Regions from separate parts of the Homo sapiens genome. Here region 1 is linked to region 2. A link is an interaction called in ENCODE POLR2A ChIA-PET data of the cell type or tissue named here. Cell type or tissue: B cell. All regions are shown on one strand. Each heading gives the region's core, and the rest is flanking DNA. Links, peaks and the distances in the headings are about the cores only. Region 1 overlaps FOXP1 (forkhead box P1). Region 2 overlaps FOXP1 (forkhead box P1).

The links. Peaks named below come from ENCODE experiments on the same cell type or tissue, not always from the same donor. Only the 100,000 strongest peaks of a DNase experiment are listed, where the experiment ranks them.
Region 1: POLR2A ChIA-PET joins it to region 2 with 5 read pairs; 9 of 35 experiments call an interaction of 5 or more read pairs at or near these places.

What each region holds. Positions count from the first base shown.
Region 1 is chr3:71,255,514-71,271,614 of GRCh38, reverse strand. The region is part of intron 5 of FOXP1 (forkhead box P1); the gene reads left to right. Among named protein-coding and RNA genes, the nearest start is that of FOXP1-AS1, 26 kb to the left of the region's middle. In B cell, for the core only: no CTCF peak of the experiment used is centred there; no DNase peak of the experiment used is centred there; H3K27ac peaks cover 2,720 bases.
Region 2 is chr3:71,166,396-71,182,496 of GRCh38, reverse strand. The region is part of intron 6 of FOXP1 (forkhead box P1); the gene reads left to right. Among named protein-coding and RNA genes, the nearest start is that of FOXP1-AS1, 120 kb to the left of the region's middle. In B cell, for the core only: no CTCF peak of the experiment used is centred there; no DNase peak of the experiment used is centred there; H3K27ac peaks cover 961 bases.

The DNA.
Region 1 (16,101 bases), core at 3,931-11,930, 89 kb before region 2:
GTGGTTCTTTTATCAAAGGAATTAAGTTCTCTTGATGTGTTAATAAACAGTACTTTTTTGGCCAGCTCTGGAGTGGATGAATAGGTGTTTGGATGTCTGTCTAGATTGACAGCTTTAGATTGCTTTTTTCCTGAAATCTGGTAATTCCAGATTTACAGTGAATTTTCTCTTAAGTTGTGTTTTCAAGTGATCACACCGAATTGGTGGGCAGCAATTCTTTCTTTTACCAAAAAAGTAAAATTATCGTTAACACTTTTTATCAACAAAACTAATTCTTTAAGAAGTCTTTGTTAATTTTTTGTCTTTTCTCTCTCCCTACATTTGTATTTGTTTACCACAGATCTTTAGATATGTTTCTGTTGGAAGGAAGTATTCTCTTTTTTTGAGACAGAGTCTCGATCTTGTCACCCAGACTGGAGTGCAGTGGCATTATCTGGGCTCAGTGCAACCTCCACCTCCCAGGTTCAAGCAGTTCTCCTGCCTCAGCCTGCCAAGTAGCTGAGATTACAGGTGTGCGCCAGTACACCCGGCTAATTTTGTATTTTTAGCAGAGTCGGGGTTTCACCATATTGGCCAAGCTGGTCTTGAACTCCTGACCTGAGGTGATCTGCCCACCTTGGCCTCCCAAAGTGCTGGAATTACAGGCGTGAGCCACCACACCCAGCTAGAAGTATTCTTTAAACAGATGGGTGCAGTAGCATTTACTTCATATCTTGCACCTTGGGAGGGAGAATATAACTTGCCTAATGGCATAATAATTGATTTCCCCCCTTGTCACTTTAGAATAAGACTTTATAACGCCCCCAGAAAGAGTCGAAGATGAAACATGACAAACCAGAAAAATTTATTGGCCAAGGTGTCCACTCCACTTGGTAACTTTTTGAGGGCCTGATCTGGGGTTATCTGTCCTGTAAGAAGATTAAGATCAACCCAGTTAAAACACGGTGGGCCCCATCCCTGCTAAGACCAGGTTACAGGATAAAACTCTCATCCCTCTTGGTTGTTAAGACGAAATTTTCATTCACTTAAAGCATAAATCCTTTGCATAATATTTTTATGCTTGTTCTTCTCCTGTGTGTAAACCTTTATTTGGCGCCTTCTCTCTTCTGTGGGATTGACTTTTTAGGGCAAATGAGAATTTTGAAGATAATTACTCTCCTCCTCCATTCCTGTATCTTTAACAACTGCCAGGTCCCAGTGACACTTTGATAAAATGTTTTTAGAGCCAGTCACTTGTGTTGCTGTGGTCTGCCTTGTCGTAGAGGCACATCATTTTTGCACATCAGTATTAACAGTTCAAACACCCTGAAATGCTAATAGCACTAGTAAGCTTTTAATTCCATGGAATTTATTGCTTGCTGTGTTTCCATGAATTTATAACGCTTTGATTCTTAAGAGCCCCATTTAATCAGTTTTGCCTGGCACCGAACATAATAAACAACTTGCTGGTGAAAAAGTGCCACTCGGGGAGGCTGCTAACAAGGAAGTTAAATGCTTCTGCCACGAGCAGTTTCTTCGCTGTATTTTTCATGAGCTGTAATGTACTTTGCTGGCTTCAGAGCGGTGGTTAAACACAGTGACAAACCGAACCCACTCCAGCACTCGGAAACTCAGACTTTGCTAGGTGCTTTGGCAAAAAGTATAGAAGAAATCAACACTTTCAGCCTTTTCCCCCCTGCCTCTAACTTATTGGTTTCTAATACTTTTTCATTATCTTTACCTTAATCTCTTAGCATATGATTTATGGACTGGAATGGTGAGTGATATCAGTGGGCAAAAACAATCATTAGAGGCTGTTAAGGAACATTTATTGTTTATTTGGCTACCTGTCTATAAAAGTACACATGAAGGCCCTAATAGCAAAATATCAAATTATCAAGTGCTTTAAAGCAGAAAATGTCATTTGTTTCTCAAAACTGCACCAACTTTATATAATTGCCCTTTTAATTATCCCTAGTGGCCCGTGAAATTTGCAAAATAGAGCATCAAAGCTTTGATTTACTTACATGTTGCACTTTGGCGGGATTCTTAATGAATATTGTTTAGTACTAATGCTGAGATGGAATTCGTAAATGTTTATAGTGAGGGACTTACTTAGAAGAGTGGGGAGGCCAGTAATGAAACTGAATCAACTGGGTTCTTCAAGATGGAACAATATGGCCATATTCTTGGGCCTAACATTTTGAAAAATTCTTTTTATAGTGGAATTTTATTTTTAATTCAGGTCTAGATGAATACACATTAAGTTTAGTTTTGCAGAATCTTTTTTTTTCTGCCTAGCTATCTTATTACTTTCCAAGGGCTTTTGAGGAGTAATTTGTTTCCTGGCAATTTCGGATTAAAATCACCTGTTTCTTCATAAATTGTCATCTTCAAGGTAACACTGAGAACTGGATCTCTGAAATCTCATGTTTTCGAGATGATTTTTATAGCTGCAGACCTGTGGGCTGATTCCAGACTGAGAGTTGAAGTTTTGTGTGCATCATCATGTGCCATTAAATGAAAAAAAAAAAAAACAAAAAAAACCCCACTCTGAGTAGCTGTGAGTCCAGGAAGGGCCTGCATGGGTAGTGGTGCCACTGCAGAGTGAAGTTTCTATCTGTCTACGTTCATTTACCTTCCCAGATTTTTGTCTTCCTTCTGCACAGATGAACCACGAGGCTACATGTTGGGTAATAAAAGAAGTAATGATACAGGCTGGTGATAGGGAGACCCTGGAATTTGATTCCAGGCTGGCTCAGTGGGCACAGGAAGCTCTCTCTTAATATCTCAGTGATAGAGATATTAAATCATCCTGGTGGACAGGTGGACACCTGTGGAACATCACTTGTTAGACATCCCCAGGTTGACAGCACACCAGCGATAACCGCCCTTTGGGTGTGGTATGCCTGCTTGCATCTTCCCAGCCCACTGATGAGAATGTCACAAGGGACAGAATCAGGGGACTAACAGAAGTCTGTAAGATTACATCTCTCATTTCCCCTTTATCTACCTGTCTTATCACTTGGTCAGAGGGGCTGGCATGATGTGTCTCCAAGCAAACCATGTTGGTTGTTTTTCTCAAAGTGATGGTAAAAAGATTATTTCCCCTCAGTATCGCCCCTGGTGTGGAAGAGAAGAAGATCGGTTTTAATTACTTGGCTCATCAGTTTTTGAAGCTTCTTCATTATATCCCACTACCCCCCCAACTTTCCCAGTCTTCTGGGGCTTTTCCTGCCCCTTGGAATCTCGGAAATACATTTGTCAGTTCTCAAGCATTTTGGAATACTTTATCCTTGTGATGTGACTGTATCTGATTTTTAGAATTATTTTCCGCCTCCTTCATCTAGCTGATGGCAATTTAGAAGCTGAAATAAATTAGCCGGGCGAGGTGGCGGGCGCCTATAGTCCCAGCTACTCGGGAGTCTGAGGCAGGAGAATGGCGTGAACCCGGGAGGCGGAGTTTGCAGTGAGCCGAGATCGTGCCACTGCACTCCAGCCTGGGCGACAGAGCGAGACTCTGTCTCAAAAAAAAAAAAAAAAAAGAAAAGAAAAGAAAAAAAAGAAGCTGAAATAATTTTAAAATCATTAAAGCACAGACTTTTTTTTTTTTTTTTTGAGACGGAGTCTCGCTTTGTCGCCCAGGCTAGGGTACAGTGCTGTGATCTCAGCTCACTGCAACCTCCATCTCCCAAGTTCAAGCGATTCTTCTGCCTTAGCCTCCCGAATAGCTGGGATTACAGGCACCCACTACCATGACTGGCTAATTTTCGTGTTTATAGTAGAGACAGGGTTTCACCATATTGGCCAGGCTGGCCTCGAACTCCTGACCTCAGGTGATCTGCCTGCCTCGGCCTCCAGAAGTGCTGGAATTACAGGCATGAGCCACTGCGCCTGGCCCAACACAGACATTTTTAAGTAATCTGTTAACCCTGTCTACCAGAAGTGATAATATTTGCCTGGTTCAACCTCTTTTATCTTATATAATTTTACATAATTACATCTGCCACCCTTACCTGTTGTGTCTTTTGCAAACTGTGTCTCTATTCTTGCATTTTTAGCTCCATGACCTTGTCCTTCCTTATACAATCGCTTTTGTTTTTGGTCCTCAACATCAGCAAAGTGATTTCCACCTGTTTGCCATTTCTACTCGCAGATGCAGTTCTATGCTCAGTCACCTTGCAGCCCTCAAGGACATGACTCTTGTCTTTCCATGACCTCTCTTGGATGCTTCAAGAACATCTAGCCATCGAGTCCTTTCTTTTAGATTTCTTTCCATCTGGATCTACTGTATACTTATTTAAATTTTTCTAATATTGAACCTCTTTGTAAGAAAAAAGGACCACTCAAAAGTGGAGAGACACCTGGGCCACTTCCATTGCTTCAGAGCTCCTAATACTAATCTTTAATGCAAAGGCAAAACAGATTTACAAAATTTATGGTATATTCTCAATGTTTAACTCAAATAAGTTAATGTTTACACACACACACACACACACACACACACACACTCTCTCCCATAAAATGCAGCGTGATAATAATGTGACTCACAGGATTTATTCAAAACATTACTTCTGATGTATTGAGGTGATGTGGCCCAATAATGGATCTGCAGGTTCAAGTTCTTTGATGAAGGATTAAATTCACTCCTGTCACTGTGTATCTGTGATGGGAGGTTAAATCTGATTTGGAGAGAGCATTGAAAGTCCAAAACTGCAGCCATAAAAAGAATGAAATCATGTTTCTTACTGCAACATGGATGGAGCTGGCGGCCATTATCGTAAGTGAAATAACTCAGAAACAGAAAATCAAGTACCACATGTTCTCACTTACAAGTGGGAGCTAAACATTGGGTACACACGAACATAAAGATGGAAGTAATAGACACTGGAGACCCCAAAAAGGGGGAAGGTGAGGGTTAAAAAATTACTTAGTGGATACAGTGGTCCCTATTTGGGCAGTGGGTTCACTAGAAGCCCAAACTTCAGCATTATGCAATAAATCTATGCAACAAACCTGTACATATACCCTGAATTTAAAATAAAATAACAAAAATATAAAAATAAAAATAAGCAAAAGTTGGGGGCCAGGCGCAGTGGCTCATGCCTGTAATCTCAGCACTTTGGGAAGCTGAGGTGGGCAGATCACTTGAGGTCAGGAGTTCAAGACCAGCCTGGGCAACATATGGTGAAACCCTGTCTCTACTAAAAATACAAAAATTAGTCATGCATGGTGGCGGGCACCTGTAGTCCCAGCTACTCAGGAGGCTGAGGCAGGAGAATTGCTTAAACCTGGGGGGCAGAGGTTGCAGTGAGCTGAGATCAAGCCACTGTGCTCCATCCAGCCTGGGCAACAGAGTGAGACTCTGTCTCAAAAAAAATAAACAAATTTAAAAAAATAAACAAAAGTCCAAAATTATGGCCCTTTGTGGATGTGAGTCCTGGGCTAGGTGGCTTTCTCACCTTGCCTCAAGGCTGTCACATTTCCAGACACCTATGTACTCTCTTTCTCTCTTCCTGGCTTGCTTGCTGTGTTAACTCTTCATCCATCTTTGCAGCGCTAGCAAATTCTTCCTTAGTGGTAAAACTTGAACCCACCATCTGATGGGTTTCGGGACCAGGCACCATTCCCGCACTGTGTGCCTGGTTGGTCAAGACGACACCAAGTCATTAGACCGGGATGGCCTCTTGCACTTTGGAGGTTTGCTCTCAACTTTTGGCATCCTTGTTTCCTGAGGTGTGAAATGAGCTCCTGCCTTTTGATACCTGAAATGTGACCTTCACTTTTCGCGCCCCCTCCTACGTGATTCCAATGAGGTTTGTCTTTGGGTGATTGTCACTTGGTTCTCAGTTTCCTTCATACTCTTATCAGTTCTTTTGGAGTCGGTCCAGCGCGTCATGTGCCCATGCCTGTTGCTGTAAATTATCACTGCACCGTGAACATGTGTACATTACTAGGGCAAGAGCTAGCCTGGGAAACCTAAGTCTGCACATTTTCCGCCGTGTTGCATGTTTTCTGTTCTCTGCCTCTGTGTGTGTGCAAGACAGAGAGATAGGCTATTTGTCAAGTCAGCTAGTTGCCTAGGTATCTTTGTCTCACATCTGGCTGTTTCCTCCTAGAGAACCATCCAGTTGGCTTTCCAGGCCTGGAGGTGAGCTAATGGATGAGTGAATATTAGCAGTGGGTGTTCCTCATCTCTTTGAGGATTTGCCTCAGAGTTCACTACCAAGGGATTTCTGGAACTAGGAGCCATTCTTTACATCAGTTCTTGAGGCTTCTTTGATATCAGGGGCAAAATGATCCCTTCTCTTTTCTTTCTTATATCCTGTGCTTTGTCTCCTGGGTGATTTCTCTTCAAGTCAGTTGTGGGAGGTGCCTAGAACAACGCTAACACGGGGCTCAGTAAGTTTGGCAGATATAGTTGATTTTGGCCAAGGTTGTTGAACAGTCCAGAAATTTCTTGAGAGAGAAAAGAAGGTAGAATGTGTTGTTTTCTCTTTCTGTATTTCCTCCCCCAGTCACCTATAGATTCCTGGAATTAGAGCTAGCACTTCACAGAACAGAGCTGGACTTGCTCTGAAGCTTACAGCTGGAACCTCTGAGTGTGTATACGTGCACACTCTAGAATCAGATGAGCCAGACTGCATTCCAGCTCAGCACCTTTCTCGCTATGTGATCTTGTGCAAGCTGCCTGACCTCTGTAACTATCTCTTTTCTCAACTGTATGATAGGGGGAAATGGTACCCATTTTTAAAAAGTAGCTGTGAGAATTAAATCCATTATTGAATATAAAAGCAGTAGAGCCTAGTGTATAATGAACACTCAATAAATGTTACAGTTATTTTTCATATTGATGGGAGTACCCAATACAAGACTGTTATCAATCGCGTAATTCTTTACCTCCAGCTGAACTACAGGGTGATAATGGTTGAATGGAGAGTTTTGTGTTTGGAAACTCAGAGTAGAAGACAGATGACAAGGATGCTGGGAACCTCCCTGACCCTCTAATATAGTGCTCAGCAAACCAGCCAGGGAGGATAGGATAGGTGATAAAGCAATTAGGAAATCTAATCAGATCCCTCCAAGTGGCAATGTTTTCTGAAGTCTAAGGACTTAAGAATTGAACTAATTTCTCTAAAACACCATTCATGGCTCTCCATTCCTGATATCAAGATTTTATGAGTCTTGCATTTCTCATCCTCATTTGAGTGCACTCTGGAATTATGGATTTTATATTTGCTGGCGGTTTACCATAAATAAGCCTTGGGTCTTGTGAATTCATGTGTTTTGAAAAACATCGCTTTTGTTTAGCTTTCCAGTCTGGGTACAATAATCTCTTCTTTCTAGAAGTCATTCCAGGGCAAGTCTTCAGGATATTTGGTTTCTATGATAAGGTGATAAACATGGATGGCTTGATCTTGGAGCCACCAAACTACATTGAGCTTTAAATTCTCCATTGGGTACAATGGTTACATGCTTCTTACCCTAAAACTCTGGACTTACAAGTCATAGTTGTATGTAAGTATTAAATTCACTGAATGAGATTTTTCTCTAGACAGATATCCTTTCTGAATCTGGGTTTCCTGGCTGGGTGCAATGGCTCACTCCTGTACTTACAACAATTTGGAAGGCCCAGGCAGAAGGATTGCTTGAAGCCAAGAGTTCGAGACCAGCCTGGGCAGGAAAGTGAGACCTCATCTCTAATTTAAAAAAAAAAAAAAAAATTAGCTGGGAGTCGTGGCATGTGCCTGTAGTCTCAGCTATTCAGGAGGCTGAGTCAAGAGGATCATTTGAGCCTGGGAAGTCGAGGCTGTAGTGAGCCGTGAATCACTCCATTGCACTCCAGCGTGGGTGACAGAGTGAGACCCTATTTCAGAAGAGAAAAAAAAAAAGGAATATGGATTTTCTCTGAGTATGGTCAACCTGATCATTATTATTATTAAGTAATTTTTCAGTAGAGCTTTGAAGTGAGTGAATCTCCACAAAGGAGTAGCTTAAGTATGGCTGGAACTTGAGTAGGTGGAGCAGCCTTATGTAGAAACATAGGTAGTGAAGCATAGGCACCTTCCTCAAGGGTCAGGAACAGAGTTCACTCCTGCACACCTCGCACATCACAAAAGATCTGGCTTGTTGTAGGACATGATATACATAGTTGTTGAACACTGACTGAGAAGGAAGGTCAAGCATTTAATTCAGGCCCCAGCCTGAGTAGACAGCAAAATTCAAGATAAGCAACAACAGAACAATAAAAACCCAATTCCCCCACATCCGATTTTTATATTCTTTCAGCAGCCACTGGTATTCCTGGCTTTCGTGGTGTTGCACAGGCTCGGTTTTGTTGTTTTACTTTTAGTTTTTAAACAGGTTTCAATTGCTCTCAGTAGGTATTCCACAGGACGGGAAGTCTGATTCTGTCCATGGCTGTGTCCCCTTTGTGCTGCATACACAGCAAAAAGGGCCATGTTTTCTTTCCCTGCACCCTGTGACCTAGCCCAGGGTGAGTATAGAGGTGTTCTGAAGGGCAGGGGTTGGAAAAACACTGACCTTAGTTTTGCTGAGCTACTCCTGATTTGAAATGAATCACTTTCAGGGTCTCCTGAACTCTTCCAGGCACTGCGTGAGAAGCCCTATCTCAGGTGCTTTGGGCATGTTTTACTTTTGCTTTCAAAGGGCTAGCCGTTTTGCCAATGGAGTCCCAAGGCCACCCGAAGACTCAGTCCCACAGCTTCTTAGTGGAGCACCTTTGCAACGGCTCAAGATCTACCGGGTCAGATCATGTAAGTGAGGACCTCCCAGAGAGAACACTTGAAAGGTTTATTTCTAAAACTAGTCACAATACTAGGGTAACCACCCAAGTGTCATTTTTAAAAAGCAAAAAGTCAAGCCTCAAATTAGCAGAGCCCCAGTGGAAATCTCTCCTCCAAATCCATTACACAGGAGATGAGCTGGGTAAATACGGAGGACTCTTCCATTTAGACTCTGACCCTCACTCAATGAGGGGAATGATTTGTTTCCCACGTTGGTTCTGTGCCCACCTTTTTGCAAACCTTTTAATTTAAAAGAGACAGTGATTAATGATGCTTTTGATCTGCTGACTTTTTTTTTTCTTTTAAAGGGCAGCCTCTTTCTTTTCTACATAAATTTGATGTTGGAAGTAAACCATGAGTATAAAAATTCTATTGCTTATTTATTTCTGGAAGTATTAGAAATCTGCTCAGCCCCTCTCCTCTGCCCCAAAGAGGTCCTAGCTTTGATAGTCATGGTGCAGGCTGGGATCATATCTTTTTTGTATTCTTAGCATTGAGTGTCTGGTATGTAGTAGGGACCTGACAATTTTTTTTTTTTTTTTTTTTTTTTTTTTTTTTTTTTTTGTGACAGAGTCTTGTCCTGTTGCCAGGCTGGAGTGCAGTGGCGCAATCTTGGCTCACTGCAACCTCCACCTCCTGGGTTCAAGCAATTCTCCTGCCTCAGCCTCCCGAGTAGCTGGGATTACAGGTGCGTGCCACCATGCCCAGCTAATTTTTGTATTTTTAGTGGAGACAGGGTTTCACCATGTTGGCCAGGCTGGTCTTGAACTCCTGACCTCGTGATCCCGCCGCCTCGGCCTCCCAAAATGCTAGGATTACAGGCGTGAGCCACCGCACTCGGCCGGGATTTGACAAATATTTGTTCAGCAAACAAATGGATGATGAATTAATAAATGATACTTAATAATCAGGACTTGTATGGAGGACAGTTCCAAAAGTATATTTCCAAGTAACTTGTGTACCCTCTTATTGGAAAATGTCGACTATTCCATAGGCTATGAAGTTGGATTTTGTTTTGAATCTGCAGTGATTCAAATAAGGTAATTCACAATGAAAGATCTTTCTGCCTCCGTCCCCTCGAGAGTAACATCAGTGTGTCTTTCCTAGCTGGGAGATCAGGCCACCAAGAGAGACAGTCATTTTGAAATGTGCGAATGTTTTCACAATTGTTCGAGATTATTTCTCAGTAACACAGCTTTAGTCTACAGAGCTTGCTAACCTGCCTCAGTATTCTGTGTTCTTTTATTGTGGGTAGATAGATGTTGATAAATCAAAAGAAAAAAAAATCTTGTTAATTTCAGCATTACATCAGATCTTAGCAAATGTAGATTTCTATTATAATATTTTGGTCTAACTATCGGAAATAAAAGTCTGTTTTTCTCTGTGTTATACCAGTTTGCTCAATTTTATGTTTTTTTTTTAAATTTAAATATATGAAAATAATACAAGAATTGGCTTTAGTTCCAGATTGCAGAACTGGAAACTAAAGTTAAAAAAAATCTAATTTTTTTATTAATGTATTTGATATTATGTTGAAAACTTAGTGATAATTTACTAAAAGTGGCATTATTTATATCGATTTATTAAATAGAGAATATAGCCCAAACCTTAATGTGCTGGAAGATAATTACTTAGAATATCCGACAGCTTTGCGAGAGGCCTGTATTACTTTAAAAGGTATAAATGATAGGTTGTGTAATACCCTACATTCTTATCTTGAACTATATTATCGGGGGCTCTTTCTGTTTTACCTTAATGTGCCCAGGGGACTCCTGCTTAGCTTAATAGGACACCCAAAAGGAGGAAATGCAGAGTTAATGGTTTAACAAATTCTAAACTTTATTAGCAATTTGCATTTAGGAGAAGGGCAGATGGTGTGTGGTCGAAAGCTCATGGGACTGTGAATTGGTAGACTTTTTTTAAAATCCAGCTTTTGCCCCTAACTTTTGGTCTCGGAGACCTCTGTTCTTTAATAACTAGAACTGTAGGCCGGGCGTGGGGGCTCATGCCTGTAATCCCAGCACTTTGGTAGGGTGAGGCGGGCGGATCACAAGGTCAGGAGTTCGAGACCAGCCTGGCCCAGCATAGTGAAACCCTGTCTCTAGTAAAAATACAAAAATTAGCCAGGCATGGTGACGTGCGCCTGTAGTCTCAGCTACTTGGAAGGCTGGGGCAGGAGAATTGCTTGAACCTGGGAGACGGAGGTTGCAGTGAGCCCAGATCACCCCGTTGCACTCCAGCCTGGGCGACAGAGAAAAACAAAAATCCTTCTCAGGAAAAAAAAAAAAAAATTAAAGGAAATTGCTCTAAATATGATACAGAAATAATTAAATTACTTATTGCATGCCATTTTAGGAACATGTGAATGTTTAACAGACTTCATCGTAAAGTGTAAAGCACTACCATGTGAAATAGTTGGCAAAAATGAATCATCCCATAAATTCTTTGACAAAACATGGCCAAAAGGGTAAAAGTATCATGTGCCCATTTCATCTCTGCATTTCTCCCCCCGCGCCCCGAGCCTTCCCTACGTATTAGAAAGTGTTGGCCGGGCGCGGTGGCTCACGCCTGTAATCCCAGCACTTTGGGAGGCTGAGGCGGGCGGATCACAAGGTCAGGAGATCGCGACCATCCTGGCTAACACGGTGAAACCCCGCCTGTACTAAAAATACAAAAAAATTAGTGGGCGTGGTGGCAGGTGCCTGTAGTCCCAGCTACTCCGGAGGCTGAGGCAGGAGAATAGCGTGAACCCGGGAGGCGGAGCTTGCAGTGAGCCGAGATTGCGCCGCTGCACTCCAGCCTGGGGGAGAGAGCGAGACTCTGTCTCAAATAGAAAAGAAAAGAAAGTGTCCCTGGTTAGTTCCCTGCTGCCCTTCCTCACCTCTTCCTTCATGTCCCTGCCTAACTGGGTACCACGCTGAGCCTCCAGCAGCACCCCCACCCTCTATCCACCAAAGGGGCTTACCTGTGGAGCTTAATCTGGGCTCACTTGTCTTAAGGGACTTTATACGTAACTAGCAGGTGGCATCCACATCACTAAGTATTTCCCCAGTGCTTGTTAATATGCTGTTCTAAGTGATAGGCACCTCCTCTTAATATGGATAGTTAATTGATTTGTAGGCACTTTTGTTTCATCACAACCCTATTTCAGTTACAGTTGTTCATCCTTCTTTTTCTTCTTATCATTACTCATCACAAACCATCTAGTTCGTCTATGAAAAATCAGTCGATTGGGGTCGTCTCCCTTTACCAGACGCCCATAGGGTTTAGTTTTCTTCCAACACAGGGATCATAGACTTAGGAAGTGAGTCATTTGGGACATTGGTACTCATTTTTCACTATCCTTGGTGGACAATAAGAAAAATAATAGGAATGATAGGAGGTAATATTTACCAAACACTTTGTATGTGCCAGTTCAGCAAACCATTCTGAATCCTTTACGCATGTCTTCTCTTTTCATCTTCATGATAACCTTACAAAGATATACTGCAGCTGACACTATTTTCTAGGTCATAAAACTAAGACACAGAGAGGTGAAGTGAGCTCTGCAAGGTCACACTGTAGCTTGTCTGTGCTTTAAGCTTGGGCTCTTCTGGGTTCTGTTAGAAGCCTTTGGTTGCCGTGCCCACTCATGCCCATGGGGCAGCCCATCCCATTCTTTACTTCTTTTTTCTTTTTTTTTCTGAGACACAGTCTTAGCTCTGTCACCCAGGTTGGAGTGCAGTGGCACGATCTCAGCTCACTGCACCTCTGCCTCCCAGGTTCAAGCAATTCTCCTGCCTCCGCCTCCTGAGTCACTGGGACTACAGGCGCATGCCACCATGCCCAGCTAATTTTTTGTATTTTTAGTAGAGAAGGGGTTTCACTGTATTAGCCAGGGTAGTCTCGATCTCCTGACCTCGTGATCCGGCTGTCTGGGACTCCCACAGTGCTGGGATTACAGGCATGAGCCACTGTACCCGGCCTCAGCCCATCCCATTCTTAGGGCTACTGTCAAAGGTTTCTCTGCGGTCAACATTGACTTTGTTAATATTATCAGTGATAGTCCTAGACACAGAATTGCTTCAGTTCAAAAAGATAGGTTCCCACACTTAAAGCCTTAAGCAAAGCTCTCTCTTCTCCATTCCCCTCCTACATCCTTCCAATTGCCACACACTGTTTATTTGACCTCTGAAGTCTCTCCTGCTTTCTGCCCTTCCTGTCCTTGCCTTCCTGCCTGTAGAATGAAGACTTGGCTCCTTAGCATTGCCTTCAAAGCTCTTCATCCCCTGGCCCCAGTCTCTGTGTCTTCTAGAAGTTCCTCCAGCCTAGCTTTCCACAAAATATCTGGGTGTCACCTAAGGGACTGGCCCTCTGCTGGGAGTTCAGGATTGACACAGGAATGCTCACAGAGCTTATACCAGACCCCTTATTCTGCCCTTTGTTTGCCCTACCCTTGAACTTCTATAGCTCCTGTTACTGCTTCCTTCAGTGTTGGATGCCAATCCTCTGTCTTTTTTTTCCTCCTCTCCTACCTATTAACATCCTACTCATCCTTCAAGGCTTGGCTCAAATATGACTTCTATGAAGCCTTTTCAATTGAACCCAGCCTGTGTGACTCACTCTTTTGTCTGGGCTCCCACAAGTGTGTGTTTGTATTTCATTATAACCTTTGTTCAAGTCTGCTCTGTATTTTAGTGGGTTCTTTTCAGATTCGAAAGCCACAAATTCTTGCCTGAAGGTAAGAACCTATTTAATTTATTTTTGTGTGCCCAGAGCATACTATGTAGATATTCGTAGGCGCTCCGTGGATGTTATTAAGCGCAGTAATAACAATTACCATTTTGTTGAGGGCCTACTGTGCATCAGGACTGCGAGGTATTTTGTGTTCACTGTCATGTTTGCTCCTGCCAAGTAGCTTATGAGTGAGTTCTAGCTGTGATTGTTACCCCCATTTTACAGATGAGAAAACTTAGGTCCAGAAAGATGATGTGTCTTGTTTGGGTCACATAGCTGGTAAGTGGAAGTGCAGACATTTGCACACAGGTCTGCATGCTTCTAAAAGTCCATGTTGTTTTCACCACAATGCCTGAGAAATACATTATAATGATTTGCTGTGGCCCCTGGAAATCCAGATTAAGAGTCCTGAGTCCTTTAAGAAATACTCCCGTGGCTCCATTTCTTTTTCTTTCTGCATCCTGGAAATTTCCTCCTTTTAGTCACCTCCTCTTTTTACCCATTCTGCATTTTTTTTTTTTTTTTTTGAGATGGAGTTTTACTCTTGTTGCCCAGGCTGGAATGCAATGGCATGATCTCAACTCACTGCAACCTCCGCCTCCTGGGTTCAAGCAATTCTCCCACTTCAACCTCCCAAGTAGCTGGGATTACAGGGGCCTGCCACCACCCTCGGCTATTTTTTATTTTTTTTATTTTTAGTAGAGATGGGGTTTCACCGTGTTGGCCAGGCTGGTCTCGAAACTTCTGACCTTAGGTGATCTGCCCATCTCGGCCTCCCAAAGTGTTGGGATTACAGGCGTGAGCCACCATGCCTGGTCCCATTCTGCGTTTTTTAAATATTGCCAAAACTGTGTTGCAAAGAACTAGTAAGAATATTCCTGACTTGCAGGTTCAGCCACTGGTCTTTCTTTAAGTGACTGTTAGCCAAATTTTTATAATTTAGGAGCACCCATAACAAAGAAGCACTATATCACAATATTGTGAATTATATTCAGCAAGAGTTCAATAAACTCAGCTTCCTCCCGTGAATCAGCATCAAGCATGGGCCTTCCCATCATACTGCTTGAGTTCTTTGGTCACAACTAACAGAGATTCCCTTTGGCCAACTTAAAGGTAATCCTTAAAAGAAGATATTGGATGAATAGCTGGTAGCTCAGAATGAACAGAAGATGGCTAAGATAGGAAGCAGGACAGTCCCAGTATATAGGAAGTGCCAGTATCTTCCCCAGCTCGTCGCAGCCACTGCTAAAATCAGTACTCCTCAAACATGTTTCTGTCCTCACATCAGTCTACTCAGATGAATCAGACAGGCCTAGTCTAAGTCCCATATCTACCCCATGGCGATGACAGGGCAGGGGATCTTGACTAAGAGTCCCAGCCTACATGCAACAGTGGGGGAAAGTAGTTCCTTAAAAGAACATTGAAGTGAGAGGCCGGGCGCGGTGGCTCACGCCTGTAATCCCAGCACTTTGGGAGGCCGAGGCAGGTGAATCATGAGGTTAAGCGGTTGAGACCATCCTGGCCAACATGGTGAATCCCCATCTCTACTAAAAATAAAAAAATTAGCTGGGTGTGATAGTGGGCACCTGTAGTCCCAGCTACTCGGGAGGCTGCGGCAGGAGAATGGTGTGAACCCGAGAGGTGGAGCTTGCAGTAAGCCAAGATGGCACCACTGCACTCCAGCCTGGGCAACAGAGTGAGACTCCGTCTCAAAAAAAAGAAAAGAAAACAGAAAATTGAAGTGAGAATGGATTCTGGATGCCCCGCCCCCACCACCAAATTCAACAAACCCCTGCTGTCCCTGAGCTCTACAGGAATAGTGGAGTTGATTGGAGAGAGGCGCAGTTTCCTCTCTGGAGTCCCATCTTTTGTGACTTTCAACCTCCTTTCTGAGCAGGCTATTGACTCTGTCTTTGACGATGTGAGGAAACCTTCCAGCTTTGCATCACAGCAAGTTTGATGAGCCTGCCTTTACCTTGGATGTCTTCATCTGGTATTTACGTCATTGGGAAAGATGTAATGACATACCAAGACCTGTAGCTTAGCTTGCTGCTGAAGACCTTCGTCCAACTAGTCCTAATAAAACCCAAGCTCTAAAAACTCATCATCAAATAATAAAAGAGAAATAGAGTAAATGCACAATTCATGAGATTAATATAGACCAGGAAGACAGTCTTTTTTTCCCTAATAATCTTTACTTTTATATCCTACTTTATAGGGGTGCTGTTTAATTTCATGTTCATTTACTTTAATTACTTCTTGCATGTAGTTTGTGGGGAAGTTTGCCATTTTCCAACGTCTAAAAGATGGCTTACTTGAGTTTCGTTTCAGACCCTTTTAAAATTAATATATAATAAAACATAATATGTGTATTTGTCATTTTTCATCTCCAAGGATTACTCATCATAATCGAATCAATTTTTCCAGGGAGATTTTATCAGACTTACAAGTCAAATTAGTTGAATGCATTTCTTTTGCTAATAAACAGAGAACCTTTACCCTGGAAGCATCTCCCCACTGAATTCCAATAATTTAGTGTTTCCTTGCCTTAAGAGCTCAACCAGTAAATGACCTAGGCATCAAAAGAAATTTATTAGCC
Region 2 (16,101 bases), core at 3,434-11,433:
TAGTTTACACTTTTCTGTATATCCCCAAATTTCTACAATAACATGTATTGCCTTTATAATAAAAATGAACAGTTATTTTTAATTTAATTCACATTCACACTGTTGGAAAACTCTTGTGAGATATATAAAAATGATATATATAAATGGCAGAGAATACCTGCACCTTGAACAAGATTTATTTTTTGCATAGGAATAAGGGAATACAATTTGTGCAGGTACAAGGATTTTCTCCCATAATGTCTTTAAGTTTTCCGCTACCACTTAGCTGCTCCCTGGTGTTATCTCTCCACAGGGAGATCTCTGCCTCACTTCTAGGTGCTTCCACCATCAAATTTGACAACCACTACTCATTATCTAACATTTTGTGACAAAAATCACTTTCCTGTCAATAAAAAGAGTATGGATTTTTAAAAAACCACATTTGTTTTCTTTTTCTTTTTTTTTCTTTTTTTTCTTTTTTTTGAGATGGAGTCTCGCTCTGTCACCCAGGCTGGAGTGCAGTGGCGCGATCTCGGCTCACTGCAAGCTCTGCCTCCCAGGTTCACGCCATTCTCCTGCCTCAGCCTCCTGAGTAGCTGGGACTACAGGCACCCACCACCATGCCTGGCTAATTTTTTTGTATTTTTTTAGTAGAGATAGGGTTTCACCATGTTAGCCAGGATAGTCTTGATCTCCTGACCTCATCATCCGTCCTCCTCAGCCTCTCAAAGTGTTGGGATTACAGGCGTGAGCCACCGCGCCCGGCCACATTTGTTTTCTTTAAATTTCCACCACTGCTCCCCACTTCTAAGTTTCTTCCCAGTCTGTGTGGGCTTAATCATGTCGCATGTCCACAGTCATTACAGATACACTTCGTTGCTTACCCCATTTCATGTTGTTTCTGCTAGAGACTGATTTAAACTGCCCTGGGGAGCTGGAAAGGGCAGGAGGAATATTTTATTGGAGGCATTTTGGAATGCCACTGATGAGAGTTGAAAACCCACCCACCAGCGCCTACACTCGATGAGTGAAGTTGGGCAAGTTTTGCCATCTCTCACAGCCTCACTTTTCTCATCTGTAAAACAGGGCAATAGAGATAACTTCCTGAGAGGGTCGATGTGATGAATATGCTAAATAATTTATTGACCTTGGCACAATAGCCAACCCTTTAAAACGTGCTCCTTACTTTATTATTGTCCTTTCTTAGAATCTTTTGAAGACTGGGAAAAGCCATGGTTGAGGTCTTGGGGACCCAAAGGTGGAGGTCAGGAGGGAATCAAGTTGTTCTTAGAACCGTTCCATTTTTTAGCCCACCTCATCCGCTTTATATTAAAATCCAATCATCTTGGGTCATTGTAGATATGGCTGTTGGAGACCTCCAAGGAGAACCCTTCTCCATGGAAGTACAGTTCTGTCTTTCCTCATTGAGGCGATAAATGGAACTCAGTACGAATTCTTATTTGACAGGCAAACCTTCATTTAGAAACTGACCTCTACTTGGAGACTGCAGGGAACCGGTTCTTGTGGGCAATTAGTGCCCCAATTTACCATTTTAGAAAAGAAAACACATATCCTAATCAATACAGAATTTCTCCACCATACCTACTAGCAACGTTACTGAAGGGGCCCCACACACAAATGTTTTAAATTTAGACGCAGAGTTAAGGACACAGTTTGCCTCCAGAATCTGAATTGAATCAGGGTTTTATTTCAGATAAAATCTTTGGGGCTCATAACTTAAAAAACACAACTTTTACTGGCATTACGCAATTTGCCACGGGTCATTTAGCAAAATGTTTGTATATGTAAGCCCAGGTTCTTCTTTTTAAAAAAGGAAGGGTGGAGGGCGGGGATTGGATTTTGCTGAAATCCAGGTGGCGTTTCAGTTTATATTTAATTTTAATTGGAAATCAAATACAGGCAAGGGAGAAAAAAATCTACCATGTTTTCTTTACTAAGAGTATCCTTTGGGGAGAGGAAGGACACTGCCAGCCAGATTTTAAGAAGCAGCTTTTTTATTGGCATGTCTATTTTTTTTTCTTGCTAAATTCTTGTGCCTGCATTTTTTTTTAAAACATCTACGATTTTACACGTGGCAAAGACTTTCATGTCTCAATGTTCCTTGCTGCCGTCTTTCTATATTTTCCATGGGATTAGTACCTAGAACCAAGACAGCAAATAATTATATACTACATATAATCAGTAGCTTCCTAGGCTGTTACCTGGTGAGTCTCTTTTTTAGGTTCTAGTCTGAAATAATACATGATTCTTGTGGCCCGTGTTGATTTCTGGAAGGCTGAGGAAGTTTCTAAAGAATCAAGAACAAGAAAAACAAAAAGGTGGGTTTTTTTTTTAAGCAAGAACTTTAGAAGGTCTTCCGATTTCTGAGTATAAGTAGCTGTAGGTGCATCTTGTAAAACTCCCATAAAATATTGGCAGAGAGACTATGGCATAATTAGAGAATGGTTGCTGAGTGTGCTGGAAGAGGTGGCGAGACAGTCACTTCACTCCACCAGTGCCTACAAAATATCCCATGTGCCAGAGCTGAGTGAAATCCTCAGCACTGGCTCTGTGTAATGCTTGGGTGCAATTCAGATGTTTTCAATTGGAAATTGAATAGCAAATAATTTTGAATTTTCAACGGCACAATTAATGACACATTCGTTGTAGAAAAATTAGAAGATGCAACTAAGAAAGCAAACAGAGAAAAAAGCTATATCGCTTGCAATCCTGTTTAATGGAGGTAACAACTGTTAACATTTCAGTGGATACCCTGTTTTCCCTTTCTTGTAAAAATCATGTCTTCTCATTTTATGTATTTGTATTCTCATTGCCACCATCGAACATTATAGATGAGAAAAGAGCTAGCAGTAATGTTGCTGATGAGTGAGAATTGTGAGGGTTAATTCTCTTACATGGTGTTTCACATTTTCATCTTAATTTTAATTTCACATTTTGTGTGTTTACAGTTTTAAGGGAAAATTCATGTTCTTGGTTTCAAGTGGCATCATTCATGGGCTAATGTTTTTCTAACTCCTCCCCTCTTCATCTTCTTCCAGCTGTGCCAGGTAATTCCATATTTAGGCACAATTCTTAAACAGTTATTGTTAAGACTTGTGTAGTGGCTCACACCTGTAATCCCAGCACTTTGAGAGGCCGAGGCAGGTGGATCACTTGAACTCAGGAGTTCAAAAACCTGTCTCTACTAAAAATACAAAAAAATTAGCTGGGCGTGGTGGCAGGCACCTGTAATCCCAGCTACTCGGGAGGCTGAGGCAGGAGAATCGCTTGAACCCGGGAGGCGGAGGTTGCAGTGAGCTGAGGTTGTGCTACTCAGCCTGGGTGACAGAAAGTGACTCCGTCTCAAAAAAAAAAAAAAAAAAGATTGTTAAGAGGAAACTTCCAACATGGTAAAATAGGTAGGCCATCCTAGTTTCAATAAATGAGTATATTTCTTCCTTTTATTGAAAATCCTGAACATCTTGTCAATTTTTTTTTTTTTTTTTTAGACAGAGTGCCTCCCAGGGTCAAATGATTCTCATGCCTTAGCCTCTCAAGTAGCTGGGATTACAGGCATGCACCACCACACCCAGATAATTTTTGTTTTTTTTTTGTTTGTTTGTTTTTTGTTTTTGAGTTGGAGTCTCGCTCTGTCGCCCAGGCTGCAGTGCAGTGGTGCGATCTTGGCTCACTGCAAGCTCCGCCTCCCAGGTTCCTGCCATTCTCCTGCTTCAGCCTCCCAAGTAGCTGGGACTACAGGCGCCTGCCACCTTGCCTGGCTAATTTTTTTGTATTTTTAGTAGAGACAGGGTTTCACCATGTTAGCCAGGATGGTCTCGATCTCCTGACCTCGTGATCCGCCTGCCTCGGCCTCCCAAAGTGCTGGGATTACAGGCTTGAGACACCGCACCCGGCCAATTTTTGTATTTTTAGTAGAGGCAAGGTGTCACCACATTGACCAGGCTGGTCTCAAGCTCCTGGCCTCAAGTGATCCACCTGCCTTGGCCTCCCAAATGCAGTGATTACAGGCATGAGTGAGCCACTGCACCCAGCTGTCAAAGATGTTTATGGGTTAGAAATTACTGGCCGGGCGCGATGGCTCACGCCTCTCATCCCAGCACTTTGAGAGACCGAAGCGGGTGGATTACGAGGTCAGGAGACTGAGACCATCTTGGCCAACATGGTGAAACCCCGCCTCTACTAAAATACAAACAAATTAGCCAGGTGTGGTGGTACGTGCCTGTAATCCCAGCTACTTGGGAGACTGAGGCAGGGGAATTGCTTGAACCCGGGAGGCGGAGGTTGCAGGGAGCTGAGATCGCGCCACTGCATTCCAGCCTGGTGACAGAGCAAGACTCTCTCAAAAAAAAAAAAAAAAAGACTGACTGGGTGTGGTGGCTCACACCTGTAAATCCCAGCACTTTGGGAGGCCGAGGCAGGATGATTTCTTGAACCCAGGAGTTCAAGACCAGCCTGGGCAACATAGCGAGACCTCATCTTTACTAAAAATAAAAAATAGCCAGGTGTGGTGGCACATGCCTGTGGTCCCAGATACTAGGAAGGCTGAGATGAAAGGTGAGCCTGGGAGGTCAAGGCTGCAGTGAACCATGATCGCACCACTGCCCTCCAGCTTGGGCAACAGAGCGAGACCCTTTCTCAAAAAAAAAAAAAAAAAAAGAAAGAAAGAAAAGAAAATAAACTATCAGTATTATTAGTAGTAAGAGTAGTAGAAGTAATAATAATAGCAATGGAAAATTTATGGAAAGCCTCTGCTCTCCATACTCATGCTTAGTACTGTACCTGTGTTAGTACAGTTCCTTCTCACAAGCACCCTGTGAGCTAAGTACTTTTAAAATACTTGTTCTACACAGGAAGAAACTTAATTAGCTGCCCACGCTCGTTCACACAGCTTACGACTGGACAAGCCCAGATTTCACCCTACATCTGCCCGACTCCAGAGCCTGAGCTCTTCATCAGAGCTCTCAAGCATCTCTTACTGTGTTTGTTTATTGTGGTGATGATCAGTTCATTCTGAAAGGATTTCTCCCATTTTGCCTGCTCTCCTTCCCCATTGAGTTTCCTGAAATGTTTTGTCATTCAGAATCATTCCACTTCAACCCAACTTTTCTTGCTGAGTTCAGAAAGCAAATACTAAGTATTCCCATAGACAGCAGCTTTTCCATTTCCACCCTCTCCTATTTTCAGATGGAGCCCTTATTTGTAGCAGATGTACCTAATTTTACTCTTAAGCAACTGCGCCTTGTAACTTAGGTTGGTTTCATTTCATTTCAACGGGAGAGAGTCCTGCTTCACACCTGTTGCAGTGTGTCCTTCCAGTGAACACCCAAGCCTGGCACCGTCAGACCGAAGTTAGCCTGATTCCATCTGTTTCTAAAACACTTTGATTGGAAGGCCTTTGTTTTCTTTCTTCCTTTTTTTCATTTGTTTTTGTTTTTGAGACAAGCCTTGCTCTGTTGCCCAGGCTGGAGTGCAGTGGCACGATCTCGGCTCACTGCAACCTCCGCCTCCCAGGTTCCATTGATCCTCTTGCCTCAAACTCCTTAGTAGCTGGGACTACAGGCGCCCACCACCACACCCGGCTAATTTTTTGTATTTTTAGTAGAGATGGGGTTTCACGATGTTGGCCAGGCTGGTCTTGAACTCCTGACCTCAAGCTGTCTGCCCACATCAGCCTCCCAAAGTGCTGGGATTATAGGCGTGAGCCACCGCACCCGCCCCCCGGCTCTTTTTTTTTTTTTTTTTTTTTTTTTTTTGAGATAGCCTCTTGCTCTGTTGCCCTGGCTGGAGTAGTACAGTAGTCCAATCATAGCTCACTGCAGCCTTGAACTCCTGGGCTCAAGCAATCCTCCCACCCGAGCCTCTCAAGTAGGTGAAGCTACAGGCACATGCCACCAGGCCCAGCCAGCAGGCCTTTGTTTTATCCAGAAATAGCAGAAATTCGGCAGTGCCTCTGGTGGTGACGTTTGCAGCATGCTATAGGCAATAAAGCTAAGGCATTAGGGTCCTGAAGGATCTGAACCATACCTCCAGCACAGAAAACTTTTCTGATTGCTGTCTCCTTTGACTGGTCAGGGGGATGGAAGTATTGCTTCTAAGAACGCGGAAATCTGGGTTTATTAATAAGGCTGCACATAATAAATTGCAAGTAAGTAGTGGTGGTTGCAACTGGTATTTTATAGACAACTGAAAAGCAGCTATTTTGAGTTTGACATGGTCCCCTTTATTGCCCTTGTGTTTGGGAACATGGAACCCGAAGACTTAAACTGTAGACTTTCTCCAGGTGCCCCAAACAGCTGTCACACACTGACAGGATGAGGGAAATACCTTCTGTGTTTTCTTAGGATTATGTAACAGGCTTGAACCCTATTCTGACCAACAAAAATGTATTTGGATAAAATATTTCTGGTACCTTGTGTTTCTTGAGGAAATTATTCACCCAGCTTCACTGATTAATGAGTTAGTCCTTTTGAAGTTGCCACAGTTACTTTCGTTATTTTAATAACTGGGGAGAGTGGATTATTTTGCTTCAAGAGTGATTAGCTCTGTTGAGAAAATGTCCTTTGCTCCCTGAGTGGTATTTTGTGTTCCTGTGTCTGTGTCTCACCTGCTTTGCTCACATAGAACACTGCTCCAGTCAACAAAGAACAATTGCTTAGCACGATAAATAAAAGATAGTACTCACAAACGAGGTATGATGGGACTTAGGGTAGGAGTTTTAAAGATTCATAACCTACAAGTCAAACTATGTACATTTCCCTAGCAGCAAAAGCATATATTTGTTTCCGGTTTAGGAAAGTCTTTACCTTTCCTGGCTTATTTTATGAAGTCAGCTGATTACCCGGAGTCCGTGAGTCCTTGCTTTACCATGAAATCACTAACATCTTAGTTGGTCACCATTCTGGATCAGCACAAAAGCCCAACTAACTAGGCTACAGAGGATCATTTTTAGTCTGTCTTTATCTCTCTCTCACCTTTGAAAAACAAGCTGATGGGTCTGCTTTTGAAAAGAACAGTGGAAAAGGCTGAAAAGCAATCTTATTTGAAGAAAAGTCATCAATTGAAAATCTCCCAGTTTTGGGGCTGCTATTGGAGAGGCAGGGAGCCTCCATTCCTTGAAGGTGTCATCGTGGCCACATACGTGTTGTCAGTGCAAAAAAGAGACACACTTGATGGGCCAAAGAAGTAAGTCAAGCTCTTTTGATTCCCAGAATGAGAAATGAAGTACATGCATGTTTCTGGGTGGCTTACATATTTGCCCCTCAAGCTACTTTGAAAGTCCAAAATAGGCCGGGTGCGGTGGCTCAAGCCTGTAATCCCAGCACTTTGGGAGGCCAAGGCGGATGGATCACGAGGTCAGGAGTTCGAGACCAGCCTGGCCAATATAGTGAAACCTCGTCTCTACTGAAAACACAAAAAATTAGCGAGGCGTGGTGGCAGGCGCTTGTAATCCCAGCTACTGGGGAGGCTGAGGCAGGAGAATGGCTTGAACCCGGGGGCGGAGGTTGCAGTGAGCTGAGATCATGGCGCTGCTCTCCAGTCTGGGCAACAAGAGCGAGACTCCATCTCAAAAAAAAAAAAAAACATTTATGTACTCCAACTTGGTCATACCTGCAATCTGCTGTGTCCTTGATTCTTCTACCCTTCTCTTCCTACCCTGGGGTATATTGGGGTGTGTGTGTGTGTGTGTGTGTGTGTGTGTGTGTGTGTGTGTATGCATGTGCATACATTGTGTATTCGCTTTGCTCCTTATTCCTTATCTGTAGAGTCATAGCATTTCTAAAATTCCTTAGATGATCCAGACTCACATTTTATGGATGAAGAAACTAAGCTCAGACAGAATAAAGGCTTTGTCCTTTGATTAACTTTTGCATGGATACCCCTGATGTATTCAGAAACAGTCTTGTGGGGTATGATGTGGACCCTTCCATGATCTGTGAAGATGGATGAAATCAGGAATTTTATTTCTATGGTACTGACACTATTAACAACAACAATTCATACATAGGGTATGTGTGTATTACTATGTACATGTATGTCTGTGTTTTCCTGGTTTCCTTTGTTTGTTTGTTTGTTTTTGAGACAGGATCTTGCCGTGTTGCCCAGGCTGGAGTGCAGTGGCTATTTAGAGGCAGCTGGGCTCAAGCAAATCTCCTGCCTCACCCTCCCCAGTAGCTGGGACTACAGGTGCATGCCGCTGCACCCAGCTTACTCTTAAATTCTCACTATCAGTTATTGGGAAGTGGGTTTTTCCCCCCTCCACAGTAATCTTTCTACAATAAGGATCTGTAAACTCTAAATTTTCTTTTAAGTAGTAAAAAAATTGTTTTTGGCTTTGGAGGCTGTTCTTTCTGTCACAAATACTCCATATGAAAGCAGCTATAGATCTTACATAAATAATGGATCTGTCTGTGTTCTAGTAAAACTTTACTTACAAAAACAGAGGACTAGGGCAGTAGTTTGCAAAACCCTTCCTAGACCATGCATAGATGGGTATTTTTTCTGTGTAGAGGGTGGTAAAGTTCCCCTGCTAATCACATGATACTGTAAGATTGGTAACTTTATTTTGTCACTTTCTTCTTCAACAACAATTACAACAAAAACTTCCCCATTTCATCCTTCCCACCATGGTTGGTTTCCCAACTCCCATTCCTTAAAGCTTCCTTCATTGTGGTTTTCCTGATGACTTCAAGCCCATGTTTTCTTGAATGCTGTTGGAAAGAGGCTTAGACTTCCCAGAATATGCCAGCAATCCCTGGTGAGATGACTTCAGCCCTCATCTCCACATCTAATTGTTATCAGCCATGCAGGAGATAACCTCGGTAATTCCTTACTAGATATTCATAGTCTTCATGAACTGGCCTATTGTCACCCACACCCCCACCCTCACTTTAAAGTTGCCTTTCACTGAATTTCTAACTGGAATGTGTAGCATCTTAACTTTGGCCTAGGCCTTCTGCTTCTCCATGTCTAATGTATGGTTTTACTAATGTATGACAGCTAATATGTTGCATCAGAAGATCATGCTATCCTATGCTTGCAGGACTTTTTATGCAGGGCAAGAACTAAGGCAAAAAGTGTGTGTGTGTGTGTGTGTGTGTGTGTGTGTGTGTGTGAATTTTTTCTTTTTTTTCTAAATTGAGGCAGTTCCCATTCTAGAAATTTTGTGAATAGAGTCAGGCTGATTGGGTAGTGATGGTGAGGAGAAGAGAATGGAGACTGGGGTTGAGACAGTCTCATGAAATATCTTACTGGCTGATTATTCCTATCCAACTATGATGATTTTTCAGAAATCTTTAGGGATACTGACTCATTTTCTTAGGCAATAGATGAGAAACTTTCAGTAGAGGGGGAAAAAAGGTGACCTCTGGACCAATAGGGAAAAAAAAGCAATCTCTCAAGTTTGCAAAATGCATGGGCTCTTGCGAAAAATCTGAGAATGTTGATAGAGGTTTCAGCCAGCCTGAGTGTTGCTGCTGTAACTTACCCTGTGATTTGAAGCAAGTCACTCACTCTTTGAGCCTCTGGATACGACTTCATTTCTAAGTTTACTTTTGCCTCTGAAACTGTATGTTGCTTCTCCTATCTTAAGTTTCTGAGTAAACTAGAAATCAGACTCAGTTTGAGACAATTGGCGCTTCAGTAATTTTGGGGGAAGGTGGTACCTCACAAATCAGTGGGCAGGGCAGCCCTTTAAAAATGGAATTCCAGGCAGCTAACGAAATTTCCCAGCAACAAGTAAAAATACCAACAGTGAATCCAGAAGGAAGAGGGAAGGAAGATAGAAGGAAATCCTCATTTTGAACACAGGACCAATCAACAAGGTGGGATGCAAAACTCTTGGTGAGAAAACCTAGGATTCGGAGTCCCTGCCCTCCTGCCTTCTGTCCTGGTGACCTTAGGCAGTTGCTTAGCCTCAGTTTTTTCATCTGTAAAATAAGGTTAATAATAACTGCCCTGCACACCTCAGAGGAGTATTAGAGGAAGCAAGTGAAGTGTTATAGGTCAAAATGCCTGGTAAGCAATGAAACACTACATAAATGTAGGTGTCACCATTATTGGATGCGATTTTCATTTGCTTTACATTCTTTGAGACTCTCACATATTTTGAAACCCGATGGATTCCCTCGAGACCCTTCATGTTGTTGTAGGACTGCAGGGATTTAGTTCCTTGGGATTTCTGTTGAGTAATTCTGCACATAACCAACAGGGCATTAAAAAGCAGGCATATTCTATTTTTCCAAGATTTTTGTTCTTTTCCTTTAGTGTAATGTATCAGAAACTTTTCATTTTATAACAAAAGGCACTGTTTGTGAATTTTCTTGTATTAAAAAAAAAGTAATGGAGGACTACCCTCGAGCTTCCAGAAAACAAAAGCCACGATATCCATGATTAAGCAAAGGAGGCTACATGAGATTTGGCAGGAAGGATAGCAGGTTGGGTTGTTACTTATCAAAGGAATATTTGCTGTTGGCCTTAGTATAATAATGTTAATGAGATTATTAGGTGGGGGAGATTTTTAATAAATAATTGATAAGGATTAGAAAGTGCCTTTTCTGCAAATAAACTTCAGAATAATTAATATTCATGGACTCTGTTTGTCAACAGAAAAATGTAAATGAAGAGCCGGTCCCATCACCAGACACACGTCCTGAAGGACATCTGTAAGATAGGGTTAAAGATAGAAAAGGTGAATGCAGAGGCCTGGCCCAGACCCCAGCCCTGTGTGTCAATACAACTTTTCACGTTGTTACATACACATTTTCCAGTCTGTGTCTCCCTCTGAAAGAAACCCTGAAATTCAGGTTGCTAATAGATTGTTGGTTGCAAGTATGAAGGACAGAGGAGGTAAGAGAGGAGGCAACTTGCTAATGCAAAAGCAGTGTACTGAAAGTCACTTTTATTTCTTATTTATAATCTACATGCACACTCTGGATAATAGATGACACTGCTCATTCAGTACTTTAACTTCAAAGCAGAGAGAAGCCATGGATGACAGAGCCGGGAGCGGGAATACAAAGGTACTAACAACAAGAGGAAAAATGCCTGTTTACGGGATTGCATTTGTTAGCACGCTCTCTTCAGATATTGTTCCCCCAGGAATAGCGAAAATATGTGCAGCGCGAACAATGATTTAACATCTGAAAATGGTACTTAAAGAGTTTCTGTCTGGTAGTAATGTGATGGAGGCTTCTGAAGGGAACCTGGGGACTTCATTTCTTCTATTTATCTATATGTCTCTCTGGTTTTAGTGAGCGGTAATTGCATATTTAACCCCTCAAATAGCTTTAACCCTCACGATGCCAACTTTTTACCCTGTATAAAATGTACTTTTATCCCAGCAAAGGCAGACTCAGAAATTCCCTAGCCAAAAAATTATTTAAATTAAAAAAAAAAAAAAGTGAGTGTGTATTTGTATGAATGGATGGAAGGCTGGATGGATGGATGGCTGAAAAGAAGTTATAGCAGCATTTTGCAGTTAGTTTTAGGTGAAGAATCATGCCCGCCTTCCTGGTTTGGAAGAAGACCAGTTAAAGTACAGATATTATAAAGAGTGAAAACTCAAACAAAAAGAAGAAAAGAAAGACGGACTAAAACAACTGTGTTTTTATTTTGAATTCATTGTGGCTGGAGCTCAGAGAGGAAAGAGACGGCCCCATGGAAGGAAGTTGTAGATGGACGCTGAATCAAGAGTATAAATTTGCCGCATGCCTCAGCAATATGGTTTTCTCAATTAGTGGTCGTTCTGGGAGGCCTGCTTAACAGCTTATGCGAAACAAATATTAACACAAATTGTATAATTACATCAAAATCCCAAATTCCTCAAAGATGCAAAATGGTTTTCAGCTAAGAATACGCGAGCAATAAAACATCCTATAGTCAAAAGAAGCACACTCCAAGGAAACCATGAAGACTGGATCCGAGCGACTTTCACAGTTTATTTTCATGGTATTTAAATTATGATACCAGTGGGTATTTTTAATTAGTGTGCACTTGTCTACATAAGCCATGTTGGCAAATTTGACTCATTCATACAGTAGTTGCTGTAAAAGAGGCCAGCACAGCCTGCAGGAATTAAAATTAAAAGTTTCTGCAAGCTGTTGTCGACATGACCATATCTCATTAACTTTAAAAATGGAGATTATTTGCCTGAAAGCTTGATTTGACTAGCAGTAATCAAATATTAGGCTCAACGGAGTGAGGGCGTGGGGGGAGCGTCATTGTTGTGATATATACCGCTAAGTGTTTTGCAGTTCACTTTAAATAGCAATATAAGATTTTTGTTTTGACAAAAGGGATAGGAAAGAGAAACACAGACATATGGCCTTGAAAGTATTATTAGGACAGTTTTATTTTAGATTAAGACTCATTATTTACTAAGTTTGCTGAAGATAAATACGATTGTGCTGATTACCAGTTCTCCTCTCATTAAGCAGGCTGATTAATTATCTGGAGTAGCTCCCCCTGCTTGATCAAAGTTTAAGTATTGGAAATGGGGCCTATCTCGTGATTATCTTTTCTTTTTTCAATGCTAATTGGCATGAAACTTAAATTTGTACATTCGATTCATCCCATCGTTTTAACTAAATATGATGGAGGTTGCAAAATTGTGCGTAAAATGAACCAAAATAGAAGAGCCTTCTTCTTATCTACTCTTTAAATAGCTTGTTATTTGAATTACATATCTGAGCAAAAAATCTTTTTTTTTTTTTTTTGCCAGTAATTTTTTAGCCAGTAATTAAGGAGCCTAATGTTGAAAACCTAAAGTAACTGAAATATGGTAGACATGGGCTCATTTTAGACCCTGTTTTATATTTTCTCAGGCACAAAAGAACATTTCTAATGCATCAGGATAAACTATAAGATGAAGATACATTTGCGGGGGGCGGTGGGGGAGGAAGGAAAGATAAAAGGTGCAGTTAAACAAAAGCCAGAAGATAAAGTCTTACACCTTTTTATGTCTTTGAACTGAGAACATGCTCTGCATTTTACTAAAGGAACATGAGGCTAGAATGTAAGTAACTGGTTTTTGCATTAGGCTCTCCCTGGAGGTAGCAGAAAAATATCATGTCCCTGCATGAAATGTGAATGTGAAATCTACCAGAAAGAAATATTTATGACCATTTTATGCTTGATTAGGCTTGGATGACATCTGTTAGAAGACAGGGACTGGACAAAGAGAGAGACGCTCGGGGGCAAATGTTAACGGAGTTGTTTAGAAGACGCTAGGGCAGAGGCGTCCATTTACTGCCAGGCAAAACACAGGAATTGTGTTAGCAAGAGTGCAGCTGACAGGCGTCCACTGTGATGGAGACACTGTAAACTGACTCGATGAAATAGTCAAATACAGCTGTTGATAGTCACGGCACCACCTCAGTTTATGAGCAGGTATCTATGCTTAACCCTGATCCAGTAACTTCCAGGATGCTGGCACCTTAATCAAGTTACATAAATGTGACTCAGCTGTAAAAAGAGCTCATCTTCACTTTTTCAAGTGAGTTTTACGCTCTCCTCCCATGCGGGCTCAGCAGCACTGAGAAACTCTTCTCTATTTCTCTGTGAAAGGAGAAGTAATTAAATCGCAAAGTTACCTCTGTACCCATCTATAACCTGTCTCTTTCCTTATCTTAAGTTTCCCCTGTTTAAAAAAAGAAAAATCTAGGCCCCTTGGTTCTATAGAAGTACTTCATCACTTTAAACAGTGCAAATGTTTGCCTAAAAACGGGGGAAAAAAGTTTTCCAGCACTGGCAAACATTTTATCAATTGTTAAACATTTCACTGTTCAAGTAAGTGCTGTTTGTCTGAAGAAATGGCTCTACCAAGAGTGGAGGTATGAGCAGTTATTTCATTCTGGTTCTTTTCCCAGCTTCTTTTCCTGTAAATTTTCTGTCTGGAATGCTGATGGGAAATGTTATTTTGTTTTTGTTTGCAGCAGTTCTGTTGTTTTGATTTTGTCTGAGTGGTATGGAAAACAGTACGTCACTTAGAGTGGGTGTTTTGTCTACCGGCCATTTGGCCATTGCACATATATTTCTCATACTTATTACATGATGACAAGGGAACCGACAAGGCACAATTTTCCAGTTGAATTTTTCTTTCCAGTTTAATAATAGTGAAAAAAGAAAACAAAGTTAATAGATTTAGCAGTTTGATGGTACTCATGATGTGATAGCTGACTTTGTTTTGTTTTTTTTTTCTTTTAAACTCATTCCTTGTGGTTAAGGAGGTATTTAGGTAAAGGTCAGATTAATGCATACATCAGTTTCTATAATAAACTGTATGTGGTTACAGTGTTTCACATTTTGCATAGAGTTGCGAAATTCGGTAATTTAAGCAGGAAAATTCATAAAAGGATAATAAACAATTTTAACGTCATTCCTATGATTAGCCTGGGGTACTCTTGCCCTGGTTTTAGGCCACATGTAACAAACCTCTATCAATAAATGCGTCTTAATTAAAATTATTTGAAATGAAATTTGGATGAAAACCCAGCATACAAATCTCAAAGAATAACTTAAGGCTGTTTACTGGCTCAGTTTGGACATGCTTTATCTGAAATCATTCTCAGCATTTGCAATGTTAAGGAACATATTGCAGGAGTGTAGAAGTTAGCTCTACAAGTAAGTAATTTTTAGTGTAATACAAAAATATAAAATGGAAACCACGATTAATTTTTCAGTTTCTCTCTGCAGGTATCTAATCATTGTACCCATGGACCGCCAGAGGCTCCCATTAAAGATTTAAAATGCAAGAGGAAGGTAGAATCCAAAAGATGGGATTTGGGATTAAATAATGTAAAATAACTGCAGGGCAGTAATGAAGTGAAAGCTATTGGTGCAGTAAGACATCCTCTTAAGACTTTCTTGGGATCCACTTAAAATATTGACACTGACACACAGTGTCAGAGATTTGATATAAATAAAATTATTTGTAACTGATTAAGTTCTAAAACCATGTTTTTCATCTTTCCGACATTAGCTTTCACCAAATAATAATAATCAATAATAATAACAACATCAACAAGAAACTATCAGAAAAGCTCTCTGAAAATTCACACGTGCTCTCTTACGCTTTAAATACTGCCCTGTTATTAAAGGATTTTGCCTGCAATGTTATACTAATGTATGTTGCTTCTTCCTTGAGGATTTTAGTTATAGATGGGGAAACGCAATGGTTGGGGGTCACCTGTATATGTCCAGAGTGATTTTCTTCAAATCAAGGGAACTTTTATAATCTGAAAGAAAGGGACATCACCGCCTTCGTATATAAAAGCTGTCAGTGCGGTCCAGCCGGGCTTCTCCAGGCTCTGCTGTACTGTCTTTATCACTTTGCTCAGTTCCACATAATAACATCTTCATCTGAGATTGCTGTGGCACAGGGGAACTGCATTTGTTGATCAAATTTGGCTGGATAACACTGTGATCTCGTATCCTGAAGTGCGGAGATGTGCCTGGAATATGTAAGTGCAAAGCTGGCCTCTTGATTGATTGATTCTGCCTGTCACAGAACAAGATAACCGGATCAGTAAATACCCTGTGCACTTCAACATCATCTCCACAATCAAAAGTGAGGGCATTACGGGGCTGGAAAAACACTGGAGCATGATGGGAATGCACACAATTCAGAAGGATCGTCAAGAACATATATATGTAGACACACACACAGAGAAAATAAAATTCTTTGTGTGTGTTTTTGTTTTTGCTTTTTGTTTTTTTAAGAAAAGGACAGCATTAAAAAAGTATTTTCTGTGTGTTTAGAATGCTTTCTGGTTGTAAAAGTAGTTTATTTTGCAGCAGTCATCTTGGAGGTGTTCAGCATTTATCATAAAAAGTTGTTATTCAAGTTTTGTTTACAGAAGAGATTTAGAATGCAGATTAGGGAAACAGAGCTGGAGAAGAGGCCAGTAGTGGTCTCAAGCACAAAAGGAGCTTGCACCCAAGAGTTGCTCCTATTAAAATAAACAAGAAGTTTAAACAGATGGGCCAAACACATGTAAACAAGTTGTTTAAACTTTTTACTAAATTCCCAGGGAGTGCCTTTCAAAATTAGCATGGGTTGCCAAATTTGGTGTTTAATTACACAGAAAGTTCAAGAAAAGTTTA